Linked DNA regions of Homo sapiens: region 2 is linked to region 1. Evidence: read pairs that join two places in POLR2A ChIA-PET (ENCODE). Cell type or tissue: PC-9. All regions are shown on one strand. Each heading gives the region's core, and the rest is flanking DNA. Links, peaks and the distances in the headings are about the cores only. Region 1 has its middle 29 kb from the start of BCAR1. Region 2 overlaps CFDP1 (craniofacial development protein 1).

Evidence for each region. ChIA-PET counts read pairs that join two places held together with the same protein. Peaks named below come from ENCODE experiments on the same cell type or tissue, not always from the same donor. Only the 100,000 strongest peaks of a DNase experiment are listed, where the experiment ranks them.
Region 2: POLR2A ChIA-PET joins it to region 1 with 5 read pairs; 6 of 35 experiments call an interaction of 5 or more read pairs at or near these places.

What each region holds. Positions count from the first base shown.
Region 1 is chr16:75,277,716-75,283,092 of GRCh38, forward strand. No RefSeq gene overlaps it. Among named protein-coding and RNA genes, the nearest start is that of BCAR1, 29 kb to the left of the region's middle. In PC-9, for the core only: no CTCF peak of the experiment used is centred there; DNase peaks (open chromatin) are centred at 2,426 and 2,816; H3K4me3 peaks cover 421 bases; H3K27ac peaks cover 2,053 bases.
Region 2 is chr16:75,412,707-75,418,083 of GRCh38, forward strand. CFDP1 (craniofacial development protein 1) reads right to left here. Exons shown (of 7, transcript NM_006324.3): 2 at 1,872-1,989; 3 at 1-48. Among named protein-coding and RNA genes, the nearest start is that of CFDP1, 18 kb to the right of the region's middle. In PC-9, for the core only: no CTCF peak of the experiment used is centred there; no DNase peak of the experiment used is centred there.

The DNA of each region.
Region 1 (5,377 bases), core at 298-5,297:
TGGGAGGTAGCTGGGCATTCCATTTTGTGGCCTTGAAAATACGTGCCCTGCCCAACACAACAAACTCACTCATAGAAATAATCTAGAAAGAATCAGGGATGTGGATGGCCGGGCGGGGTGGCTCACGCCTGTAATCCCAGCACTTTGGGAGGCCAAGGCGGGCGGATCACGAGGTCAGGAGATCGAGACCATCCTGGCTAACATGGTGAAAACCCGTCTCCACTAAAAATACAAAAAATTAGCTGGGCGTGGTGGCGGGCACCTGTAGTCCCAGCTAGTCGGGAGGCTGAGGCAGGAGAATGGCGTGAACCCGGGAGGCGGAGCTTGCAGTGAGCAGAGATCGCGCCACTGCACTCCAGCCTGGGCGACAGAGCAAGACTTCATCTCAAAAAAAAGAGAATCAGGAATGTGGAAAATTATCAAAGGGCTAAAGCAGTGCACCACAGCATCATTCATAATCACAACAGTGGGTGACCTGAATGGCCAATGGTGGAAGATCGGTAAAATAAACCATGGCACAACCACAAATGGCATATGCTCTGCAGCCCTTAAAAACCGTGTGCTCGGCCAGGTGCAGTGGCTCACACCTGTAATTCTAGCACTTTGGGAGGGTGGATCACTTAAGGTCAGGAGTTCAAGACCAGCCTGGCCAACATGGCGAAACTCCGTCTCTACTAAAAATACAAAAATTAGCCAGGCGTGGTGGTGAATGCCTGTAATCCCAGCTACTCAGGAGGCTGAGGTGGGAGAATCGCTTGAACCTGGGAGGCAGAGGTTGCGGTGAGCCAAGATCATGCCACTGCACTCCAGCCTGGGCGACAGAGCAAGACCCTCCCTCAAAATAATAATAATAATAATGTACTCAAAGAATGTTGAGAATATTTAATAGGGAAATGCTCAGCGCGTAGCATTTGGTTAAAACTGCACACACCAGGGCAGGCTGATAGGACTGTGATGATGGAAATGTTCTGCACCTGCCTGGTCCCTTATTCCATAGACAATAACCATAGGCCACTAATGAACACATGAGGTCTTGGACTAGCACAACTGAAGAACTGAATTTTACATTTTAACAAATTTAACATTTAAAGAGCTGCAGGTGATAGTGACTTCTGTATTGAATTGCACAGGTACACTAAATCCCAAGTATGTTAAGAAAAGGTGTGGGTGGCTGGGCGTGGTGGCTCATGCCTGTAATCCTAGCACTTTGGGAGGCCAAGGCAGGCAGATCGCTTGAGACCAGAAGTTCAAGACAAGCCTGGGCAACATGGCAAAATCCCGTTTCTACAAAAAAAAAATACAAAAACTAGCCGGGCGTGGTGGTGCACACCTGTAGTCCCAGCTACTCAGGAAGGTGAGGCAGGAGAGTCGCTTGAGCCAAGGTCGAGGATGCAGTGAGCTATGATTGCAGCACTGCACTGCAGCCCAGGTGACAGACCCTGTCTCAAAAAACAAAAACAAAAACAAAAAAAGGTATGAAAAACACATTAAACACATAAAAAATGGCTGAAATAATATTCCAAAGTGTATACAGTAGTTTTCTCTGTTAGGAAGGTTATAGGAGATTTAAATTTTCTTTCATTTTTCTGCTGTCAAATTCTCAATGAATAGATTTCTTCTCCATCAGAACAGCAGAGGAATATCAGGAGGAGAGAGAAGGAGGGAAGAGGAGAGCCAGTAGAACTCAGGTTGGCAGGAAGAGCCCAGCGGGGCTGCCCTGGCTGAGCTGGCAGGAGCGGGAGCCGCGAGAATCCGCCTAGCTCAGGGCTTGTTTTGACAGGAGTGTGGTGCGTGGGGGCTGGGTCTCCAAGCGGCAGGGCAACCTAGCTGACACACTGCAAACTCGGCTTCGCTGGTGTGAGTGTGTGTGTGCACATGGGTCCTGCCATCTGTTGCCCACCTGGCAGGAAAGTGTTGTCTCTTCAGCTGTATTTGTTGGGTCTTCGGTGGATTTTGTTGTCTGAATTTCTCACTTGCTTCTCAGGCCTGACTTCAGCTGCTTCTCCAAGTTACCAACAACTTTTTTTTTTTATAAAAACATTTGAGACAGAGTCTCGCTGTGTTGCCCAGGTTGGAGTGCAGTGGGGCAATATTGGCTCGCTGCAACCTCCACCTCCTAGCTTAAGTGATCTTCCCACCTCAGCCTCCCAAGCAGCTAGGACTACAGGTGTGTGCCACCATGCCTGGCTAATTTTTTTTTTTTCTTTAGACAGGATTTCACTCCTGTCACCCAGGCTGGAGTGCAGTGGTGTGCTCTTGGCTCACTACAACTTCTGCCTCCCGGGCTCAAGCCATCCTTCTGCCTCAGCCTTCTGAGCAGCTGGGACTACAAGCACACACCACCACGCCTGGCTAATTTTTGTATTTTTAGTAGAGATGGAGTTTCACCATACTGGCCAGGCTGGTCTTGAACTCCTGACCTCAGATGATCCACTGGTCTCCCAAAGTGCTGGAATTACAGGCATGAGCCACTGCACCCGACCTAATTTTTGTATTTTTTTGTAGAGACAGGGTCTCACTATGTTGCTCAGGCTGGTCTCAAACTCCTAGACTCAAGTGCTCAGCCCACTTTGGTCTCCCAAAATGCTGGGATTACAGGCGTGAACCACTGTGCCCGGGCGCCGACCCCCACAACTTTTAGGAGACTTCAGCCAAGCTCTTTGAAAGTAGGAGGAAGTTCCTGCAGGTGAGTCTCGGCAGACATCGGGGATGGAACCTAGGCTGACTTATTCATTGTGGCTTTGCTGGTGCAGCAGTTTAGGAATTTCAGTTATTTGAAGTGGCAAGGATAAAGAAAGATGTAATTTTCCTAAATATATAGCTGGAGGCCTTTTAATTATTTTACTGCTAAGGAGGTCATAAGCACTGGTTCTCAAGCTTTGGAGTGCCGAAGAATCACCTGGCTGCTTGTTAGAAGTAGAGATTCCTAGTGTTAAGCCCCAGGGATAATTTAATCAACCCCCTCATTTTATAGACAGGCCAGGGGAGGCAGAGGGCCAAGCCATGTGCCCAAGGTCACCAGCTGGTCAGCAGCGCCGGGATTAGGATCTGGGCATCTGATGTGGGTGTCTTTCACTAATTGCCTTGCCTCTCAATTCGCTTGTGTCAGTTGTCTGCCTTAAAGGAAGAGTTAGACAAAAGTGGGCTGTGAGGTTTTTTTCCCACCACCAACCAATTCTCCATCACCAACTGGATGTCCGACAATTCAATTCTGACACTACCCAGAATTAGCATACACCCCACAGGTTAAGGACTTGGTCCCACAAGACTGCCCACACTTCTGACACCAGCTACAAATGGAGTGTCCAGGCTACTCATACTTCTGCCCAGCTGACTATAAATTTGGAGGTTCCCATGAACCCTTCTTCCTATTGGGTTTTTTGTTTTGTTTGAGACAGGGTCTTGCTCTATTGCCCAGGCTAGAGTGCAGTGGTACAATCTTGGCTCACTGCAACCTCCACCTCCTGGGCTCAAGCAATCCTCCCACCTCAGCCTCCTAAGTAGCTGGGACCAGACAGCTACCATGCTTAGCTAATTTTTAAGTTTTTTTGTAGAGACAGGGTCTCACTATATTGCCCAGACTGGTCTTGAACGCCTGGACTCAAGCTGATCCTCCTGCGTTGGCCTCCCAAAGTGCTGGGATTACAGACATGGGCCACTGTGCCCACACTCCTATCAAGTTTGATAATTTACTAGAATAACTCACAGACTCAGGAAAGTGCCGTACTCACCATTGCAGTTTATTATACAGGATGAGAATGAACAGCCAGATGAAGTATATAGGTGAGGTCTGGAAGGGTCCTGAGTGCAGTAGCCTCTGTCCCCATGGACTTGGGGGTGCAAGGGGGTTCGGGGTTTTTGTGAGGTTTCATTACATAGGTATGATAGATTAAATCACTAGTCTGTGGTGATTGAGCTCCATCTCTGGCCCCTCTCCCCACCCTGGAGGCTGGGAGGGGAGGGCTGAAATCATGTGGTTGGTTTTCTGGCACCCAGTCCCCATCCTGAAGCTATCGAGGGCTCCCCTATGATAAGCCATGGTCCCTCATTAGCACACAAGACAGTAAATTCCAAGGGTTTTAGGAGCTCTGTGCCAGAAACACAAAGCCAAATAATTAATTAATAGTTAATTAACTGAGACAGGATCTTGCTTTTGCACACCCAGGCTGGAGTGCAATGGCATGATCCCAGCTCACTCCAGCCTTGACCTGCCAGCCGATTCCCCTGCCTCAGCTGCCCGAGTAGCTGGAACCACAGGCACGCGACACTACGCCCGGCCAATTTTTTGATTTTTTAGAGATGGGATCTTGGTATGTTGCCCAGGCTGGTCTTGAACTCCTGGGCTAGAATGATCCTCCTGCCTCAGGCTCCCAAAGTGCTGGGATTACAGGGGTGAGTCATATTTTTTTATTATAACACATGGGATATTTGCAATTTTTTTTGGAAAATACTACTGCATCACAAAGACAAAATAAGCCTTTATAATGATAATGCTTATTCTGGTTGTCTCTAGCTCAGTTGTCTATAGGCGGCTCAAGGGCACACATCGGACCCTGTTGGTACAGGAGGGCTGGGATGTGGGGCGAATGGTGACTGGGAGATGGGCAGCTTTTCCTTCTCATGACTCAGGACCCTGAACCTCAAATTCAAGGATCCAATAATGGAACTCAATGGCAGAGTGGTAACAAAATTGTGAGCCTGCTAGAGACAACCTGACAGGGTGTCTGATACAGAGAGGGTTCAGCCTGCTGCAGACAGTGCCCCTCGGCACCCAATGAGCTTAAAAAATGTGTTCCATTTGTCAGTTGGGGTGCCTCGAACTCTGGCAGGCCCAGGTTATCATGCAAATGTGTTCAGTGGAAGAAGGCATGAAATCATTCTCAGAGATGAATGGGGCTGCTCAGCGGACCTGGGAGAGGAGGGCTCTGCCCAGTAAGACTCCTGCACATCCTCAGGAGATCTGGCCACACCTCCCACTGAGAGAAGGCACTCACAGGAGGTTCAAGGCACAGCCTGGGCCTAAGGGCCCAGGGACAACTCAGGACACCGGGCAGTTTGAAGACAGGCAGCCCCATAACTTCTGCCAGAAAATCCAGACATTGAGTGTAATTCGTTTTGGTGTCTTTACATTTCAAGCTCATTTATCCAGGTCAGGAACCATTTAGTTTGCATCTAACAAGTCGAGGCCTGTGCAGCATCCTTCTAACATATGGCCTGTTCATCCTGCCTCTGAGCATCTGTCACAGCCATGTTTTGGGAGGAGGCTGACTCGGCCAGTTTCGCATCGTCAGCTGGCAGGGGCAATCCCACTGTGCAGCTGCTTGAAGAGGGGCACATGGCCTGGCCCAGTCCCCTTGGCTTCCCCGGCCCCCCAAAA
Region 2 (5,377 bases), core at 300-5,299, 130 kb after region 1:
TCCTCCTCTTCCTCTTCTTCTAATGAGAGGCCACCTTGTCTTCTCTTCCTAATCACCAGCAGTCACAGGAAAAAGGAAAGACAGCACAAAACGATTTCAGTTATCCCTCTCCCAATCCCAAAGGTAATCTTATAAACCCAAGAACACTTTAAATTCTGGGACTACTGGTTAATATACTGAAGTGAGTAGAAGAGTTAAGCTGAAATTTTATAGAAGAAAAAAAAAGAATTGAAAAAAAAAAAAACTGAGCTCTTAGTGCTAACTTTTCTCCAATCACTTAAAATCAAAGTATAGCGTTCTCCTTCTAAATCAGGACCAGCTGTTTTCACAAAGAAAACATCCAAATCACCTAATCACAGAATTAATCTATCCAGAAAGAATATTCTAAGAACATATTATATGTGCCAGACATTGTTGACTTTTTAAAGCTACTCCATTTGTAGAACAAGTTCTATTTAGAAGAGCCTCAACTTTATTTGCACTATTTCTTCCAAGAGTTCTCAAGGAAAAAGAAAAAAATCCATGTTTCTTCCCACTTTCGGAAGAACTGAGAGCTGGAACATAGAAAAATTCAAGGACAGGCCAGGCGCAGTGGCTCACACCTGTAATCCCAGCACTCTGGGAGGCCAAGGCCCACACAGAGATTCCACTACCTTTTTTCTCTTTTACTTCATATAAACTTTCATCACAACAAGATGAGAAAATTAGCCGGGCATGTTGGTGGGTGCCTATAATCCAGCCACTCGGAGGCTGAGGCAGGGAACTGAACCCAGGAGGCGGAGGTTGCATTGAGCAGAGATCACGCCACTGCACTCCAGCCTAGGCAACAGGGCGAGACTCTGTCTCAAAAAAAAAAAAAAAAAAAAAAAATTCAAGGACAAAAAAACTGGGCCCAAGACTTATAAGAGTATATTGCTTCTTAGACTATTTTGACTTTAGGTGAATCAATCTAATATCTACATTCTTTTTTCTTTTTCATAAATGATAATCTGCTTTTTGCTTCAATGCCCAGGAAGACAGAAACACCCAAGTGAGGTAAAAGACTTCTATGGAAGATGCCCTTATCTAAGTTAAATAACCTGTCAGAATTTTCATAATTTTCATGGGAAAAGAAGCCCATACCAGGCCTATGCCAGGCAATGGGCTAATATCTGTATTTTTAAAATTTAATTGCATATATAACCTTAGATCAAACAATTCCACTTCTAAATGTTACATTTACAGATATATTTATACATGTATACATTATATACATTTATATATTTATGTATACTTTGTATACATGTATACAAAGAATATTCACTGCACTCTTCTTTGTTGTAGTAAAGACTAGATACAATCTAAACATCCCTCGATACAGGAAAGCCTAAATAAAGTAAGGCCTATTCACATAACGTAATACTATGAAAAGGAGGAGATACTGCCATGGTACTATCTCCAAGATGTGAAATAAAGAGAAATGAAAATGAGAAAGTGAGTATGCTACTATTTATATTTTTTTTCTAAAAAAAAAATGAAGAAAATATAGACATATATGCATTTGCATGCACAGACTATCTCTGGTAGCATAGTTCTTCAGAGGCAAAGCAACAAGGTCTAGGAACAGGGTAAACATCTTTTCAGGGACTGAATTTTCTGTTCTAACCATATGTACATATTACCTATTAACATTTTCTTTACATTAAAGCTCAAAATGTTTAAAGCTTTCCAGAGACCAAGAAGTTAATCCTAAAATAACAGCAAATGTTTCCCTCAAAGAGAAAAGGGTTAGAAACTCTGGCTTCATTAAATCTATCATGAGACCAATCTTAGCAATCAGGATGGTTGTGACAATAGCCCCTAACTTCTAAGGGCCTTGAAGGCAGCATCACCTGGCTGGAATGCTCTGGGCCTTTCTTTTTTTCCCTTGGGTTTTCTGTGTCTGCTCTTCACCATCCACTTCATCTTCCTTCACTAATTCATTTACATCATCTTCACTATACTCTCCACCTGAAATCACATAACAGGGTGATCAGACAGGAATAAAGGTTTTCACATCAAGATGAGACATTTTCATTAATACAAGCTTTCACACCGAGACATTTTCATTAAGAAAAAGTGAATTTTCCCCTACTCTTCACCTAACGAAAACATCATTTCCTTGGGGAAGTCTTCTCTGCCCCTGAAGACTACCCTACGTTCTTCTATCGTAGGCTTCCATGGCAGTCTCTATTTCCCCTCCAAAACTCATCCCACTTATATTTAATGTTGGTAATTTCTGCTGTGCTGTATACTCCAAGAGGACATAAACCCTGTTCATTGTGACTTTTAAGTATTCACTAAATGAATGAGTGAATGAACAGAAATTTCAATTCTACTAATGTGTTTCTCAAAGAAGAAACTGATGCACTACCTCATCTTGGGTATCTTTCAAATCTAATTTAAAAAACACTTTGTCTTCTCAATAAAAGAAGTTTAAAAGGAAACCTAAAGACTTCCAGTTAAACATAGCAGAAAGAACAAACACACCCATGTCCCATTGTCAGACACTGACATTCAAGGGTCCCCAACAAAAGAGTGTTGCTTGGATGTCTGACCACATGCTGTGGGTACCAGTCAATAAACCAACCCTGCCCACACAGAGATTCCACTACCTTTTTCCTCTTTTACTTCATATAAACTTTCAATTGAAGTGTACATACCAAAAAGCACACAAATCTAATATACAGTTCAATGGAATGACACACAGTGAACACACTTGCATAACCAGGGCCCCAGCTCGAGGAACTGAACATTAGCAGCATCCCAGAAGGCCCCCTGTGCTCCCTTCCAGTCACTAACAACTGCCCTACCCCTAAAGGGAACCAATATCCTGACTTCTAAAGTCACGGGTTAGTTTTGCCTGCTTTTCAACTTTCAACAGAAGCCTGCAGTGTGTACTCTTCTGTGTCTGGCTTCTTTTATTCAACATTATGTTTGTGAGAGTCACCCACATTGTTGCAGTGTAGCTGTAGTTTATTCATTCTCACTCCTGAACAGTAAATAGTGTGTCATTGTATGACTATACCATAATCCGTTTATTCATTCTACTGCTGATGCACAACTAGGTTGTTTCCAATTTGGAGTCATTACAAACAGTACTGTTGTGATACTCCTGTGCATCCAATCAGCTTTATTTATTTATTGAGACGGAGTCTTGCTCTGTCACCCAGGCTGGAGTGCAGTGGCGCGATCTTGGCTCACTACAACCTCTGCCTCCCAAGTTCAAGCGATTCTCCTGCCTTGGCCTCCTGAGTAGCTGACATTACAGAAGTGTGCCACCACACCCAGCTGATTTTTATACTTTTAGTAGAGATGGGGTTTTATCATGTTGGCCAGGCTGGTTTTGAATTCTGACCTCAGGTGATCCAGCCGCCTTGGCCTCCCAAAGTGCTGCGATTACAGACAGGAGCCACCGCACACGGCCTCCAATCAGCTTTTAAATACTTCACTTATAATGTACCAAGGACCACCAAACACTTGAGAAAAGCCTCCAATATGAAAGGCAAGATTCAAGACAAACAGAAAGGAATTCAGAGGAAACAAAATTAGTGCAGAAAGAGGGGATGGGGAGGGGGACAGATTAAAAACTTAAGGAAAAAGGATTTGTAATTAATATCCTGAAAGAGGTAAGAGAAACTGTGGCATCCATGGAATAAAAATAAGACTTTTAAAATAATTCAGAAAAATGAAACAAACAAAAAAGCTCGTAAAAACTAAAACAATGATAAAAGAGATTTAAAAAAAAAAAAAAAAGGTAAACCAGTGGCTCACGCCTATAATCTCAGCCCTTTGGGAGGCCGAGGCAGGTGGTTCGCCTGAGCCCAGGAGTTGAAGACCAGCCTGGGCAACTGTGAAACCCTGTCTCTACAAAAAAATACAAAAATTAGCTGGGCTTGGTGGTACACACCTCTAGTCTAAGCTGAGGCAGAAAGATCACTTGAGCCTGGGAGGTCAAAGCTAGAGTGAGCCAAGATCACACCACTGCACTCCAGCCTGGGTAACAGAGCAAGACCCTGTCTCAAAAAAATAAATACATAAATTAAAAAATTTTTTAAAGGCGATGAGAAGGAGCCAGCTGTGTGAAAATCTGGAGAATAAGCATTTGAGGCTGAGGTGGAAACAATCAATATCCAAAATGGAATTCTGTTTGACATCCCAAACACCAAGGGCTAAGTGACAGTGTTTCATGAAGAGAGCAGTGAGTTCCTGCTTAAGACAGCAATCTGAACATAGAAATGTAATTTTACTTCCTCCTGAACCTAGTGAGACCCCATATCTAAAAAAAATTTTTAAACATTAGCCAGGCATGGTGGAGAATGCCTATGGTCCCAGCTGCTTGGGAGGCTAAGGGGAGGATCACTTGAACCCAGGAGGTCAAGGCTGAAGTGAGCCATGAACACGCTACTGCATTCCAGCCTGGGTGACAGTGAGACCCTGTCTCAAAAACAAAAACAAAAACAAATACCACCCCAAAATACAAAGAAACACAAATGTATTTACCTTTTTATCCAGCAGTCCCACTTCTATCCCAGAATATATAATAGTTTATTCACTCAGTACTGTTTGTAATAACAAAAAATTAGAAACAACTCAAGTTGTCTCACAGTAAGTGACTGGCTGAAAATGCTATGGTCCATCTAAATAATGGAATACCACAGTCATTACAATGCAATGTGTAAAATTTCTATGTATTTACCTCCAAGATATACTCTTAAGTTAAACAGAAAAAAAAGGAGAGGAAAAGCAAAAGAACAGTGTATGAAATATGCCAGCTCTGGATGAGGAAAAAGGAAGAATTAAGAATATGCTTATATTTGTTTGTATATGGAAAAAGCGACACTAGAAGGATAAACAAGAAACTAATGAAAACAGCTCCTTATAAGGGTCAGGATAAAACAGAGTAGAAGCAAGAGTTCACTGTGTTTATCTCTCTACAGAACTTTGAAAATCTCTTAAATTCAAAAGTTTGAATAAATAAACATAACTGTATACCAAAATGATAACATAACCACATAAACAAAAGATCTATTCCCAGGACTTTAAAAACAGTATTCTGACTATACATCTTCATCAAGATGCATTCCAAAGACAAAAAAAAAAAAGTTCTACTCTGTGTAGTAACATCAATGCTGGTATTTTGAAACTATTTCCTTTATATCATAGGTTAAAGCAAGTAATTAATCACGTTAGGAATCTAGATCTTCAGAATAAGAGAAATGACACAATTATAAAATCAAAGAAATTGGCTGGGAGCGGTGGCTCATGTCTGTAATCCCAGCACTTTGGGAGGCTGAGGTGGGTGTATCACCTGAGGCCAGGAGTTCGAGACCAGTCTGGCCAACACAGTGAAACCCCA